Regions from separate parts of the Homo sapiens genome. Here region 1 is linked to region 2. A link is a loop called in an ENCODE intact Hi-C map of the cell type or tissue named here. Cell type or tissue: spleen. All regions are shown on one strand.

Region 1 (2,500 bases), 210 kb after region 2:
CCCCACTTCCCTCACCTAACCCCCACTACTTTTCCAAGGTAATTATCCTCCTTCTATTTCCATGAGTTCAATTGTTTTAACTTTTAGCTCCCACAAGTAAGTGAGAACATGTGAAGTTTATCTTTCTGTGCCTGGCTTATTTCACTTAAAATTATGATCTCCATTTCCATCCATCTTGTTGCAAATGACTGAATCTTGTTTTTGTTGTTGTTGTTGTTGTTTTCCATGTTATCAGGGTACAGGTGGTATTTGGTTACATGAGTAAGTTTTTTAGTGGTGATTTGTGAGATTCTCCACATTGTTTCCCATAGTGGCTATACCAGTTTACATTCCCACCAGCAGGGTACAGGTGTTCCCTGATCACTGCGTCCACACCAACATCTACTGCTTTTTTGATATTTTGATTATGGTCATTCTTGCAGGAATAAGGTGGTATCACACTGTGGTTTTGATTTGCATTTCCCTGATCATTAGTGATGTTGAGCATTTTTTCAAATGTTTGTTGGCCATTTGTATATCTTCTTTTGAGAACTCTCTATTCATGTCCTTAGCCAACTTTTTGATGGGATTGTTTGTTTCTTTCTTACTGATTTGTTTGAGTTCGTTGTAGATTCTGGATATTAGTCCTTGGTCAGATGTATAGATTGTGAAGATTTTTCTCCCACTCTGTGGGTTGTCTATTTACTCTGCTGACTGTTCCTTTTGCCGTGCAAACACTCTTTAGTTTAATTAGGTCCTAGCTATTTATCTTTGTTTTTATTGCATTTGCTTTGGCTTCTTGGTCATGAAATCCTTGCCTAAGCCAATGTCGAGAAGGGTTTTTCCAGTGTTATTGTCTAGAATTTTTATAGTTTCAGGTCTTAGGTTTAAGTCCTTAATCCATCTTGAGTTGATTTTTGTATAAGGTGAGAGACGAGGATCCAGTTTCATTCTCCTACATGTGGCTTTGTTGAAGATCAGTTGGTTGTAAATATTCGGGTTTATTTCTGGGTTCTCTATTCTGTTCCATTGGTCTATGTGCATATTTTTATACCAGTACCATGCTGTTTTGGTAACTATGGCCTTATAATATAGTTTGAAATCAGGTAGTGTGATGTTCCCAGAGTTTTCATTTTGCTTAGTCTTGCTTTGGCTATGCAGGCTCCTTTTTGGTTCCATATGAATTTTAGAATTGTTTTTTCTAACTCTGTGAAGAATGATGGTGGTATTTTGATGGGGATTGCATTGAATTTGTAAATTGCTTTTGGCAGTATGGTCATTTTCACAATATTGATTTTATCCATCCATGAGCATGGGATGTGTTTTCATTTGTTTGTGTCGTCTATGTAAGAACAGCTGTTTGATAAAGATTTTTCTAATAGTGACATCTAGTGGCATCTGTTTGTCATGAAATGATTTTACTGGCAATACCCTCTAGTATAAAAGAGGTAGCTCCTTTAAACTTGGATGGTTTGCCCAGAATGACAGTAACGTGGGCTGCTGTATCTAATAAAGCTAGAAAATGTTATCTACTTGTAGAATTCCAATGAACCACCAGAGTCATACAGAGGAAATTGTCACCGGGTGGTGGGACAAGGCACAGGGATTGCCTGAATCCCTATTTGAGAGGCCATGGTGATTACCAGTTTCAGGGGTCTGAGAATTAGCCAGAGGCATAATTAGTTGGATTTGGAGGCGTGGTCTCAAGAGATCCCAGATCTGTGGGCAAGTGATGAGGACTTTTTAACGTAATCTTCTTTAGTTGTTGCAATTTGGGTGTGGCCTGGCTAGTAATTCTTCATGAGGCACACAGGGGCCTCTAAATTGCCAATAAACAGGATGAGCTGGATCACCCAGAGGTAATGGGGTAATCTGAGAGTTGGAAAAGAAAGGGAGGGCTGAATAGTCCACTCTAGGGGTTCCCATGCACTAGGAGGCAAGCTTTGTTAGGTCAGAATTGTGAGTCGGGATGGACAGAACCCTCACATTGTGCCAGCAGACCAATTTCATTCATGGCCCTTAGGATGGTATAGGACCTGTGAACAAGGTTAAGCAACATGACCCTGCAGTTGGATGGGGGCACCTGCAAGAACAGCTCTCAGGAGTCTATGTCAACAGGGGCTTTTTCAAAATTAGCAATGTGTTTAGTCTTCCTTCTCTGAATATTTGAAGAAATAATAGACCCATTAAACCATACCAATTTCATGGAGGAGCATGCAGGCCTCCTCAATAGTTTTCCACTAGACATCCTTAGCAGCAATGACCACATGGAAGAGTGAGCCAGACTCTAAGCCTTGAAATCAGTCAGTAAGGAAAGGGCTCTGGAATTCTTAGTGGTGGTAGAAGTTTTGGGTTCCTTATTTGAGGTTTCCATAACCTCCTCAAAAGTATTGGTCTCTTTATCAAGCCTGCCCTTGTGTTTTGGATGCCCTTTACCCTCTTTGGGTACCTCTGGCTCCAAAATATATAAAATCTAAGCTTGAAAGCAAAAGGATCTTTAAGTGAATTATGCATCTCAGGA
Region 2 (2,500 bases):
TTTGTGCTTGGTTGGTGCATAGTAAATGCTTGTGGAATGTAGGATGAATAGCAATAATAGCTAACATTTAATGAGCAATTACAATATGCCAAGCACTATTATCAGAGCTTTCCATGCACTATCTCATGTAATAGTCACAATATACCTATGAGGCATAATTGTTATCATAATCTCCCCATTTCACAGATAAGGAAATTGAGGCACTAAAGATTAAATTGCTTTTCCAGGTCACACCGAGAATGGAACAAGTATTTTACTTCAGATAATGTGTGTTTGTCTTCAATGTCCAGTTTCTTAACCTCCATGCTATGGCGTTTTTCTGGGTCAGAAGGAAGAGAAGGAATAAGAGAAGAGGAATAAAAAAATCCTCAGGATGCCTGTCCTGGACCAGCAGTTCTCCACCAGGGGACCATTGATAGGATTCTGATATTTGAATTACTTTTTGGGGGGGAGAAAGTCATAATCATGCAGACAAATTTTGTGTCCTTACCAACTATTGAGCTGAGTGCCTTTAGACCTCAGAGCTCCCTTATGAGGTAAGTACTACGATCACAGCCACTTCGCAGAAGAAACTGAGGCATAGATGGGTTAAGTAACTCTCCCAAGGTCACCCAGCCAGTAGGTGATAGAGCTGGAATTTGAACCCAGGGTATCCGGCTCCTGACCTGGGCTCCTGACCACTGTGCCATACTGCCAGAGCCTTTGTTAGAGTCGGAAAGGAGACTGGAGAGCATACACATATCTAGATCTATTACTCCAGACAATCTTAGAGGGAAGTTAGGCCTTTTCTGCTTTTCTCCTAGAAAACCTTATAGGAACAAACAGACAATACCTCATTATTTTATGGGAAAATCCCAACCTAGAGAGAGGTATTTCTAGCCCAGACTCAGTGTGGAGGACACGTTGCCCAAGTCCTGGAAGATAAGGAAAGAACAGAGCAATGTGAATGAGACTACAGAACTGCCAGCCTCAAGCAGGGTTCACCTTCATCACTGCCCTTTTCCTGCTGCTGCTTGGTCTGGTTTGACTCTGTCGCCCTCATGTGGTGTATACGGGGAAGTGCAGGAGCTTTTCCCTTTTGATCATCACAGGTAAAAACCTGAGAGTGAAAGACTGGTGACCAACACAAAGATGGGATCCCAGTTGCTCATAGGATTTGCATCTTCCTCCTTTTTCCAGGGAAGAACCCCTTCCTAAGCACAAGTTATCCAGCTGTGACACACGGTGAGGATGATTCTCCAGGAATAAAATTGTGTTGGTTACAAGTCCATTTTTATTATTGCCTTGGTATGTCCATTCATTGCTGCTTTCTCTGCGAATGGTTAAGATATTCTTCTAGGTGACACAGAGGAAAGGAAACTGGCTGTATAAGAGATTCAGAGCCTGGGACAGAGAGTTTTGGGGTTTTTTGATTGTTAAATTCAGGCTACAAAGTAAATGGTGGAATCCATCCATGGTTTTGAAAGGAGCAGCCCTAACTGGGCAGTAACCATGATGCTGAGCATCATTGCCTTGTTTTGTAGAGGTCTCAGGTTCCTGGGTATGCATTATTTTTGTGGAGATTTAATAGAGGTTAAATAGAGGCTGTCTTCTTGAATCACGAGTTGTTTTTCTAGATGAAGAAAGCAGAAAAAAAATACCAGGCAGAGCCAGGCACAGTGGCTCACACCTGTAATCCCAGCACTTTGGGAGGCTGAGGCGGGCAGATCACCTGAGGTCAGGAGGTGGAGACCAGGCTGGCCTACATGGCGAAACCCCGTCTCTACTAAAAATACAAAAATATTAGCCAGGTGTGGTGGCTTGTGCCTGTAGTCCCAGTTACTTGGGAGGCTGAGACACGAGAATAGCTTAACCTGGGAGGCGGAGGTTGCAGTGAGCTGAGATCATGCCAGCCTGGTGTGACAGAGTGAGACTCCATCAAAAAAATAAAAATAAAAATAAACCACTAGGCAGAGTGAAGGGTAAGGACAAATGCACAGAAGTGTGAAGGGGCAGTGAGCAATGCAGGACAAGGGATAGACTGGTTGGGGACAGCTGAACAGGTGGGTTGGAGCAAGAGTTTTCAGGGTTTGGGGAGTCAATCTGAAGAGATGAATAAATAAAATTTGGAAACTTTGATAACTGGGAGTAATCTTTGTATTCTCCTTACCAAGGGGCATTCATGTAGGTTAATGTAAACTAATGGATAAACTTCTAAGCTAAAATGTTGGTATCAGTTCTTGATGAGGGAGCAAGTTGATAAGAAGCCTTCCTGTTTCTCTCAATTCCCACTATTTAGGTGGGAATCCACTTTATTTCTACTTCGTCTACCTTAATTATAATGGATGCAGTAAGAGACAGAAGACAGACCCCATCTCTACAAAAAATTTAAAAAATTGGCTGGGCAAGGTGACATGCATCTATAGTCCCAGCTACTCAGGAGGCTAAGGTGGGAGGATAGCTTATGCCTGGGAGGCTGCGGCTGCAGAGAGTTGTGATCATGCCACTGCACTCCAGTGTG

What was found. Hi-C counts contacts between places; a loop is a spot of excess contacts. Peaks named below come from ENCODE experiments on the same cell type or tissue, not always from the same donor. Only the 100,000 strongest peaks of a DNase experiment are listed, where the experiment ranks them.
Region 1: it touches region 2 in a loop (3-fold over the local background); 21 of 110 quality-filtered maps call a loop at or near these places.

The regions. Positions count from the first base shown.
Region 1 is chr1:110,991,168-110,993,667 of GRCh38, forward strand. No RefSeq gene overlaps it. Among named protein-coding and RNA genes, the nearest start is that of LRIF1, 28 kb to the left of the region's middle. In spleen, a CTCF peak has its summit at 1,414 (motif pointing left); no DNase peak of the experiment used is centred here.
Region 2 is chr1:110,782,455-110,784,954 of GRCh38, forward strand. No RefSeq gene overlaps it. Among named protein-coding and RNA genes, the nearest start is that of CD53, 89 kb to the right of the region's middle. In spleen, CTCF peaks have their summits at 1,080 and 1,280; a DNase peak (open chromatin) is centred at 1,007; H3K27ac peaks cover 527 bases.